Linked DNA regions of Homo sapiens: region 2 is linked to region 1. A link is a loop called in an ENCODE intact Hi-C map of the cell type or tissue named here. Cell type or tissue: OCI-LY7. All regions are shown on one strand. Each heading gives the region's core, and the rest is flanking DNA. Links, peaks and the distances in the headings are about the cores only. Region 1 overlaps PTPRJ (protein tyrosine phosphatase receptor type J). Region 2 holds the start of PTPRJ (protein tyrosine phosphatase receptor type J).

The links. Hi-C counts contacts between places; a loop is a spot of excess contacts. Peaks named below come from ENCODE experiments on the same cell type or tissue, not always from the same donor. Only the 100,000 strongest peaks of a DNase experiment are listed, where the experiment ranks them.
Region 2: a loop joins it to region 1, with 4 times the contacts of the local background. A loop is called at or near these places in 40 of 110 quality-filtered maps.

What each region holds. Positions count from the first base shown.
Region 1 is chr11:48,107,773-48,113,138 of GRCh38, forward strand. It overlaps PTPRJ (protein tyrosine phosphatase receptor type J), which reads left to right. Exons shown (of 25, transcript NM_002843.4): 2 at 2,286-2,304; 3 at 4,975-5,211. Among named protein-coding and RNA genes, the nearest start is that of MIR3161, 14 kb to the left of the region's middle. In OCI-LY7, for the core only: CTCF peaks have their summits at 2,366 (motif pointing left) and 2,570; DNase peaks (open chromatin) are centred at 811, 1,729 and 2,289; H3K4me3 peaks cover 2,004 bases; H3K27ac peaks cover 2,771 bases.
Region 2 is chr11:47,979,344-47,984,709 of GRCh38, forward strand. PTPRJ (protein tyrosine phosphatase receptor type J) reads left to right here and starts at 1,216. Exons shown (of 25, transcript NM_002843.4): 1 at 1,216-1,665. The coding sequence starts at 1,570. RefSeq lists silencers at 1,127-1,716, 1,817-2,246. In OCI-LY7, for the core only: CTCF peaks have their summits at 302, 2,031 and 2,235; DNase peaks (open chromatin) are centred at 1,208, 1,448, 2,038, 4,288 and 1 weaker place; H3K4me3 peaks cover 4,389 bases; H3K27ac peaks cover 1,565 bases.

The DNA of each region.
Region 1 (5,366 bases), core at 186-5,185:
TTGGTCTATTTAAATACTTGGAGAAAAAAGCTGGGCATGGTGGCTCATGCCTGTAATCCCAGCACTTTGGGAAGCCAAGGTGGGAGGATTGCTTGAGCCCAGGAGCTTCTGACCAATCTGGGCAACAAAGTGAGATGCTGTCCCCATACAGAAATAAAAAAATTAGCTGGGCATGGTGGTGCATGCCTGTAGTCCCAGCTACTTGGGAGGCTTAGGTGAGAGGATCGCTTGAGCATGTGGGATCAAGGATGCAGTGAGCTGTGATTGCACCACTGCACTCCAGCCTGTGACAGAGTGAGACCTTGTCTCTTAAGAAAAAAGTTATTCAAAAAATACTTTGGAAAACAATGCTGGGGAGAGTATGAGCTTCAGATTGCACATTGGTTTCTATCAGGAGGATCTGAGCCTCGGTGGTGTTACCTGTAAAATGGGGATAAAAATACCTCACAGGGTTGCAGTGAAGATGTAAGGATGATGATGATGACAACAGCAGCTCAAATAGATCATTTAACTTAATTCTCGCCAAAGCAAGGCAGGTACAAAGATCATCCTGTTGGCAGATACAGACAGGGAGGGACAGAGAGGTTAATTAAGCAAGCTACCTGCCCGCAGTTACATGGCCAGAAGCAGTGGCACTGAACGACTTCCTTCAGGCGGTCTGAGTCCAGGTCTCAGCTCTTAGCCATCACTCCATGGTTCTGTGCTGAGACAAGGGATGTAGAAAGCCCAGCACAGTGTCTGTTACATAGTAGGTGCTTAGTAAGTTAGAGTTCCTTTTTATCCTCAGAATGCGTTTGCAAGTATAGCCTCCCACAGTGCTTTTACTTTAATCTTTCCCCTTACTGGGCAAAAAAATGTTTGCTGCCCTGTGCGACTTGCCTAGCTATTGACTTCTCTTTTTTCTGCCTCTCTCCTATGATCCATCCTAGACTGTGGATTGAGGCTCAGCCTAGATTAAAGGGCAGGGGCTGGAGGAGGAAGATGAGCTGAAAAAGGGTAGGCCTGAGGCGCGAAGGAGTTGATGGTAGGGTGGAAGGTGGGAATGGGAAGTTTGAGAATTGGAGGACCTGGGGGCAAGACTTTCCCCCTCTGGGCTCGTTCTTTCCTTCCTGTGCCGTTTATTGAGTGCCTACTGGGTCCACCATTCTAGGCATGGGGCACAGACAAGATCTCTGTTCTCATGGAGCACACAGTGTGGTTGGAGGAGTCAGTGATGGACAGAGAGTGAGGGGTGTTGGTTTCCATGGCTGCTCGGAGAAGGACTTGCTGAGGAGGTGGCGTTTTGGGCAGGCCATGAAAAGGTCTGGGCAGAGTGTGTTTGTGGGAGGGAATAAATATGTAAAGGCTCTAGGGGAGAATCAGTTTCGAGAATGTGAGGGGGCAGTGAGACCAGAGGGGCTAGTGGGCTGTGGCTGAGTTTGAATTTTATTCTAAGTGTCATGGAAAGTAGGAGGACGGTTTTTTCCACCAGGGTCCTTTTTGATTATTTTATTCTTCGTGACGATCCTACTTAAAAAAAAAAATCTTATTCACCAAAAAGGTGTGTTTGTGAAACAATAGAGTGTACAACCTTGAATCACTTTAGATTTTTAAAGTATAGGGAAACAATTATGGATCACAATGAATATCCTTGAGGGCTGCTCCCCTCCCCAGCTGACACTGTCAGCTAAACCTTTAAGGCCTCTTGTGTGTCAAGCATTAATTCTTCCCAAAGCTGCTTGACATGTGATTAAAAATTTTTACTGCCACCTACTGATGGAAAGAAGAAGATGAATTTTTGTACAATGAAAATCCCAAACACAGTGGATTTCTGGTTTCCACTGTGCTGTCAGGACTGGGAAATGGGTCTGGGGAAGGGGTGTGCTGGGCTTGGTATCCCCCCCACCCAACCCCCTTTTTTTGGCCCTGACAATCTGGTCTCTGCTTCTGTGTCCTTCTGCTTCAGCTCATCGCACAGTGGGTGGAGGGAGGTGCTGACCTGGGGAGTTGCTCCGGGGAGAGGGCTGGAGGTGGGGGGATGTGTCTGGGGAGAAACACTGGGCACTGGGAGTCAGCAGCCGCCAGCCCCCACATAACCCAGTTAATCCTTTGTAATTGACCCCGAGGTTGCAATGATTCCCTGTGTTTAATGTCCCAAGACGGCCTAACCCTGACCAGCAGACCTTTGCTTAATGTGCTTCTTACCACCCCACCCCCATTATTAAATCCTCAACTGCTTTATTTCTGATTTGCATTTTCCATGGCTGAATGAATCTGCTGACTTCCGTTTTCTTTTTCTGTTTCAGATCCTGTGCGCAGGTGGCAGTGAGTACCCTTTTCCTCTCTATTCTTGTGTTGTTCGCTACTGCCCCCTAATGGACACACAGCAACATTAACAGCAATGTGAAATGCTAATTTATTAAAACCTGCTCGGTTTCCAATTTTTCTTTTTCTTTTTCTTTTCTTTTTTTTTGAGTTGGAGCCTCGCTCTGTAGCCCAGGCTGGAGTGCAGTGGTGCCATCTCGGCTCACTGCAACCTCCGCCTCCCGGGTTCAAGTGATTCTCCTGCCTCAGCCTAGCAAGTAGCTGGGATTACAGGCACGTGCCACCATGTCCGGCTAATTTTTTGTATTTTTAGTAGAGACGGGGCTTCCCCATGTTGGTCTTGAACTCCTGACCTCAGGTGATCCGCCCGCCTTGGCCTCCCAAAGCGCTGGGATTACAGGCGCGAGCCACCACGCCCGGCCCCAATTTTTCTTTAGAAGTAGGAGTGAGGGTGGAAACAACAAATGAAAGAAAAAATTTTAATTAATTGTGCAATCATGATGAAAATTTATATTTTCTGTAATTTTTTTCTAGCCTCATCTGTGGGCGATTTAACTTAGTTGAAATTGTAATACATTATTTGTATATTGTTTATGTGCTGTTATCCTTTAAGTATTTTCTTGTGTTGCTACATTGCCCTTTTGTTGCTACATTGCTACATTTAAAGAATGGGGTGGAAGATCGTCATAACCTTTGGAAAATGAGACCTGGACTCCCGCATGTTTTGCTTTCATGCACAGGGCTGAGTCCCAACTGCTGACAGTGCTGGTTCATTCCCTGGTAATAAAATGAGAAAAATAAGGATATGACTAGAAGTTTTTTAAGGAAGCTTAAATATATTCAGTTGAAAGCACCATCCATCCCTGGATTATGTCCTTACTAATTTTTTGGTCATAAAACATTTCTATAAGAATTGAAGGCCGGGCCTGGTGGCTCATGCCTGTAATCCCAGCACTTTGGGAGGCTGAGGCAGGTGGATCACCTGAATTCAGGAGTTCGAGAACAGCTTGGCCAACATGGTGAAACACCATCTGTACTAAAAATACCAAAAAAATTAGCCAGGTGTGGTGGCATGCACCTGTAATCCCAGCTACTTGGGAGGCTGAGGCAGGAGAATCGCTTGAGCCTGAGAGGTGGAGGCTGCAGTGAGCCGAGATCACTCCATTGCACTCCAGCCTGGGCAACAAGAGTGAAACTCCATCTCAAAAAAAAAAAAAAAAAAAAAAAATTAAAAATAATAGTAGTTGGTAGTTTTTTAAAAAATGTACCTTTTAGGAAAAAAAAAAAAAACCATGGTTTTTGTTTCTCCCCAAAATTTGGGAACTTTTTTTTTCCTGATTGGTAAAATCTCAGTTTGTGAGATAAAATAATTAGATTGTACTCATGGAAGCATATATGGGCAGATCTTGCTGAAATCTTCTAATAAAGCAAATCTCAATTAATAATGGTAATTAGAGCCTGTGCAAACAATGGGAAGAGTACTGCCGTTGGTTTTTCTTCCTGTTAATTAGTTTAATAAATAAACTGGTGGGTACCTTGTACAGGCTTGAATCACTGCTGCAGAAGAACACTTCTATTCAAACATCTACCGTAGGTAGTAGAATTGCGGGAAACAGAAATCATGAGCTATTTTAACTGAAAGGATTTACCCTGGGAAGTGAGAGTTTACAGAGTCATTGGAAGGGCCGCTGTATTAGTTTGCCAGGGCTGCTGTAATAAGATCAAGGTCTTGGGGGTTAGGACTTCAACATATGAATTTGGGGGTGGCGGAGCACAAGTCAGCTCATAACAGCTGGGGAGGAGGCTTTAGGCCTGGCCCTGAGAAATTACTCCCAGACTAAGGCTGCAGAACTGACCCCCTAGAGAGTCACCACCTTGGTCATAGACAGCAAGCAGAGAGGGAGGAATCAGGAAGTCCCTGCTGTAGTTGCTGGATCCAGCGGTGAATGTTCTGAGCTGTGATCCTGGGATCAGGAAGCTGCAGCCACTGCCACAGTGTTGGTTCTAGAGCCAGGCAGCATGAGATCCAGTCATCGCATCCACACTACAGCTATAAGAAGGAGGAAGGGCAGAAGGTTGTGCTCCACCCTTTAAGGACACTTGCTAGAAGTCAGACAGAACGTCTGGTCACACTCTGTTTGACAGAAGTTAGTCACATGCAACATCTAGCTGCATGGGAGGCTGGGAAATGTGGTCTTTGTTCCCAACAGCTATGCATATACAGGGCCAAAAATCTCCAGGAGTATGATGAAGGGAAAATGGGGGAATGGAGTTTGGGGGTCAAGAGTGGTCTCTGCTGCACCTCCCTGAACAGAGACTCTAGGAGACTAGTAATGAATTCAAGATAAAGCAGCCAGTGTGGCCAAGGTTCTCCTTCAGTGCCTGAGCTCTTGGCCATAGGAGCTCACGCCTCCTCTCCTTTCCTGTGAATGACTGTGTGCAGTGTAAGCATGGAGCTTCTGCACTCTCGTGGCCAGGTACTCTCCATGTGGCCAGAAATGGCAGTTTCTGAGGGGCTCATGTTGTAGGTGATGATACAAAGAAGAGAAAGAGAGGGATCAGTTTTTCCAAGTGTGCATTTCATTTCAGTGTAAATATTTTGTGAGGTGGGGCATCCCTGTCTCCTGGAGAAATATATTTTTAATCTAATTGTTTACTTTCTTTGCATAGCCCCTAGTCCAATTCCTGACCCTTCAGTAGCAACTGTTGCCACAGGGGAAAATGGCATAACGCAGATCAGCAGTACAGCAGAATCCTTTCATAAACAGAATGGAACTGGAACACCTCAGGTGGAAACAAACACCAGTGAGGATGGTGAAAGCTCTGGAGCCAACGATAGTTTAAGAACACCTGAACAAGGATCTAATGGGACTGATGGGGCATCTCAAAAAACTCCCAGTAGCACTGGTAAGCATAGGCTTTTCTGCCAGTCATGTTTCTTAAAGGAAATCGGTAGAATTTATAAATGTCATGTTTTCCAAATACTGTTCTTCTTTTAATTACCTAAGAAAATCTTTTTAAAAATTTTTATAAAGATAGTAATGCATATTCATTATATAAAA
Region 2 (5,366 bases), core at 69-5,068, 130 kb before region 1:
TTGCTGCACACAGAATCCAGCCTAGACTCATTATCCTGGCCTTTGAAGTCTCCCCCAGTATGAATCCCCCAGCCTCCCATTCCTGTTTCTCCGAAGGCCAAGCTCGAAGCATCTGCTGCCTCGTTTCTGCCAAGTTGGCCCCACCTCCTGAGACACTTCTCCCCTCTACTGGCCTGGTGAAACTCAACACATCCTTCAAAGCCCAGCTCAGGTGTCACCTCTCTCCTGGTTGGAATTAACCTCTTCCTCCTTAGCACTCTCTGGTTTGGCCCTTTCTCTTGCGGCTTCTCCTGGGCAAGTGGCATAGCCTCCCTGATCCTAGTGTCTTCCTCTGTGCATGGGCACAGGAGTAATATCTGCTGTGATCTTTAACTCCTGTCAGTTCATTGACCTCTTTAACAACGTGATGAAAGCTTCCAGAAGAGCTAATGTATGTGGAGTCCCACGATGTGTCAGGCTAGGTGTTTAGGACTTTACTAACTACTGTCTCGTTTAATCGCGAATGCAGTGGACCTCTCTCTCCACACGTCCTAGTACGATCTTTATTTCACACGGGAGGAGAGGAGGGTGGGTGGGGTCGGCCAGAGAGGAGAAATGCGTCTCCAGAGTTCACAGGGCTGGTACTACCAGCAGAGCCCCGTCCACCATATGCCACAGCTGGGGTTCTAATCCCTGGACTGGCTTGTACTGGGCTCTCTGCCTCCCTGGCCGGCGCTCGGGGGCTGGGGGACAGAACACAATGTACAGCGTGCCTTCTACAATTTCGGGGTTCACGCACCCCCAAGCCCACCCAGGGCCAGGTCAAACGCGCCTTCGCCGGGTTGCTGTCTACAATCAGGCTTGGCTGCGCTCTCAGTAGGGGTCTCGGTCAACCTCTGCCCACCCGAACCCGGCGCCGTGGACCTGGTGTGAGGCTGGGGAGCCCGTCCTGAGGGGTGCCGGCTCGAGGCGCTAGAGCCACGGAGCCTGGTCCCGGGCTCCAAGTCCCAGGAATGTGGGAGGGCTGGGCGGAGGGGCGGGCGAGGCGGGAGCGCTTCCTCTGCCCGCGGGAGGGGATCCGCGGCCGGCTCGGAGGGGGCGGGGGCAGCGGCGGGCGGCGGCGAGGGGCTGCGGAGCTCCGCAGCCGCCGGGCCGGCCGGGGCGGGAGGAAGCGATGAATATTCAGAGGGGGAGGGGAAGGGAGGGGGCCGAGCGCTCGCCGCGGCTCCCTGCAGCAGCCCCAGCCGCATGACGCGCGGAGGAGGCAGCGGGAGCAGCCGCGGGAGCCGGGACCGGGTAGCCGCGCGCTGGGGGTGGGCGCCGCTCGCTCCGCCCCGCGAAGCCCCTGCGCGCTCAGGGACGCGGCCCCCCCGCGGCAGCCGCGCTAGGCTCCGGCGTGTGGCCGCGGCCGCCGCCGCCGCTGCCATGTCTCCGGGGAAGCCCGGGGCGGGCGGAGCGGGGACGAGGCGGACCGGCTGGCGGAGGAGGAGGCGAAGGAGACGGCAGGAGGCGGCGACGACGGTGCCCGGGCTCGGGCGCACGGCGGGGCCCGATTCGCGCGTCCGGGGCACGTTCCAGGGCGCGCGGGGCATGAAGCCGGCGGCGCGGGAGGCGCGGCTGCCTCCGCGCTCGCCCGGGCTGCGCTGGGCGCTGCCGCTGCTGCTGCTGCTGCTGCGCCTGGGCCAGGTAAGCGCCGGGTGGGCTCGGGCGGGGGGCAGGAGGCTGGGGCGGGACTGGCATTGACTGCACCTGCCCGAGCGTACCCCCCCGGGGGGTTCCGGGGAAGGGGGCGGGGGTCCGGATCCCCGGATCCCCGGAAGGCGACTTGCGGGGACCCCGGCCGGCCTCGCACGCCGGCGATCGATCCCTTTTCCGGCTGCCCAGGATCGGGGGAGAGAGGCGGGATCCGGGTGCCGCGGTGCCCGAGCCTCCCGGGGAAAGCCTCCGCGCGGGCTCCAGGCCGTCCCTGGCCCGGCTCTTCCCGGCGCTGGGCACATCTGGCGGGCACGGGCCCGGCTTCCTAGCCGGAGGCGGCCGGAGGGGGCGTGTTTGCGGAGGTCTGGGGACGCAGAGCCGGGCGGCCTGGCTGAGCCTTTGCCGACAGACCTCCGACCCGGCCTGCAGGGGCCCGAGGGGCGGCGGGGGCGACAGGGCAGGGCCAGGCGCTGGGCAGTGGGGCCCTGGGCGAGGCGCGGGACTCCGGGCCGAGGGCCCTGTTCCTGGGGAAAGTTCCCAGGCCGGGGAAAAGGTGGCCGCACGCTGGCTTTTCTCAAGGCAGCCGGCCCTCTTGGCGTCGTGCTTGATTTCATGGGTGTTTAATTCGTGCTTTGTGGGCGCTGGCTCCCCCTCCCCACCCCACCCTCACCCTCTTTTCTGGCTTCACTTTTCAGATAATGCTGTCCCTGGCGTTTTGGTGACCGACCTTTCCCCTTCCTGGCATTTCCATAGGGGCTGAGGCAGAGCAGCTGAAGGGGCATTCCCATTTCACAGATGGGGAACTGAGGGAGAGAAGTGAAATAGCGGAGCACCCAGCCCGTGCCATGGGAGCTGAGCCAGCGGGCACGTCCTCTTAGCCTCTGGAGCCTGTTGGGGTTTGAACCCGCAGGGGAAGCGGTCTAGGGCTGCCTTGCTGTGCGTTTCTGCAAATGACCATCTTGCTTGTTTTATACAGACACCATCTCTGAGGAAATGAGTTATTGGCTGGGGATGGAACCTGGTTTCAGGGAAAACTTCTCCAGCGCGAATACAGGAGAGAGCAGAAGCATCACCCTGGGGCAGCAATGCCGCCTAGCAGGCTGTAGGAGAAGGGGGCTGGGGCCTGGGGGCTGCGTGACCCTCGGCACCCAAGGGTCTCTCCTCGCAGTTTCCCCAGCAGGTTCTGCACAGGCTCTCCTGGGGGCCAGAAGGCAATGTGACCTCCTGCAGAGAACCTGGGAGTAGATGTCAGGAGACTGGCTCCAGGGCCGGGCCACAGGGCTGGACTTGCTCTTCAGGCTTCTCTACCCTCAGTTAACCGCATCTGTAGAATGAGTATAGCACCCTCTGCCCAATGGAATTGTTTGAGGGGCTTCCACTGGCCAATGTCTAAAAGAACTTTGTAAATATTAAGGGTTTCCACATGGGATTCTCATTATTAAGGTACAGTGCCTGTGGGGGCTGTCTTCTCCCTGTCCATGTAAGGAAATTCAGGGAAGCAGTGTCTGAAGTTAAAAAAGCCTTGTATTTGAAGATTTCTTGTATCAAAAGTTTATGCTAAAACAAAAACCACAAAAAACAGAAAACCCCCAAACTTAAAGCTTCATTTATTTTTAAATGTATAATATATGTAATTTTTTTTTTGCTTCAGCAAAAAAATTTTAAATTATATATATATAAAATTTATTTATTTTTGCTCCAGCCATAGTGGTTGCTAGCTGTGTTCTCAATCAGCAAAAAGTTTCTTGGGTAAATTTATTGCTTGCTCAATCCTTCCTTGTATTTCATTAGCATATTGCCACTCTACACTTGTCCTGTATTTAGATATTTCCTTCCTCTATGGTTTGTTCTGTAGAACCTCAAAAGGACTCTCTTATTTCTTTTTTTTTTGGACACATTATGAAATAGGAAGTCTAAAAGGCTCCCAGAAGAAGCATCTTCAAAATCCACATTCAGCAGTTCATTTTGATAATGGATATTTCAGGGAATCAGTGCATTTTTGAGCTGGACCAGACTTTCAAGACAGCTGAAACCCCTCAGAGCTCTTAGATGAGGATATTGATGTCCAGAGAAGACAGGGAGCAGGCTGAGGTCACCCAGCAAGGTATTAGAGAAGACAAGATGGGAACCTGGGTCACCGGCCTGGGCCTCATATTTTCAAAGTGCTATTTTTTTTTTTCCCGTGTTTTCACTTTGATCTTACTTTTAATGATAGGGACGTATCACTGTGTCTTCTCAAAATGGTGGGTGTGAATGGAATTTTTCAAAGTTGAATCAATTTGAGATATTTCTGAAGTTTGTTTAGGAAACAAGTATGTGACTACCTTCCTAAGAGCTGACTGGTTTTTTGAGGCCTGGATTGTGTGTGTATGTGCTTATGTGTGTGTTATAAAATGGAATCAACTATACCAGGTTAAACAAATGGACAAGTCATGGAAAAGACACAGCTCTGTTTGGACATTAATAAGGGCGGGTGTGGAAGCTGGAAAGCTGAGATGCCGGAAGGCTCAGTGCTTAGTAGGCCCGGAAAAGCAATTTTTGAACTGGCATCTCATTCCCCTTTTCTAAGACAGGAAGGACGGTCAGAGATGATTCCAACATGAGGACTTTGCTAGTTGCAGTGTCTGACTCCTCCCATTCTCATAGCAGTTTTGCACAGTAGTTTTGGTTTGTGTGTATGTTTTAGGCAATGTGACAAAGCAGTTTTCCTCCTGCCTCCTTGAGAAATTTAATCCTGACAGGTTCTTTAAGAAATCAGCTTGATGTGGGCTGATTTTAAAAGAATAAATGAAAAAAAAAAGCTGGTGACTGATAGCTGTTTTATTGGTCTTGTAGTGTTTTGGTTTTGTTTTATCTTCACTTTCTTGTTTCCTGGTGAATAATAACTGGGTTTATTATCTCTCATGGCTAATCCTTAAGCCTGATTCCTTACCTGTTCCATCCAGAGTACAAAGTATATTTTGACTCCTCTTTAAACTGCTTGTTAGATTCTCATATGAGTGACTTTAAATATTTTTGTTTTGCTTCAGGACAACGGGAAAACCAAACGATTATGTTTTGTTTGCAGACAGTTTACGAAAACAGCAAATTGGTTTATGGTTAGACCGTGACTTTGAGCTGACTTCAAGTTGGGCCCCACGATAAAGATAACCATGGAATACCCAAGCTTTCCTAAGCAGAGAGGATCCTGGCTTCCAAATGAGCAATTTTGGTCAGCAAAGGGGTTATTTAGCTCCTAAAAGTAATTTTTGCTTGAGGTTGGGGCTGAGGCAGAGTGGCTGAACAACCGTAGGCCTGGGTGTAGCCAGAGGATCATCAGTAATTACTTCTCAGTTCATTCACTTCTTGGGCTAGGGAATTATTTTGAGTGCAGGATAAGAGGCAATTTTCTGTGTGTTTCCCTTCTAATATAATGCCACTGATGATATTATAATTAATAGGTAACATTATGCATGACAGGCACTGTGTGCTAAGGGTTTTAATGCATTATTTCATTTGGCCATTTCAGAAATACCAAGAGGTAGGTGCTGTTCTTGTTTATTTGTTTGTTTTTTTTTTTGATAGGGAGTCCCACTCTGTCACCCAGGCTGGAGTGCAATGGTGCAATCTTGGCTCACCGCAACCTCCACCTCCTGGGTTCAAGTGATTCTCTTACCTCAGCCTCCCGAGTAGCTGGGATTACAGGCGTATGC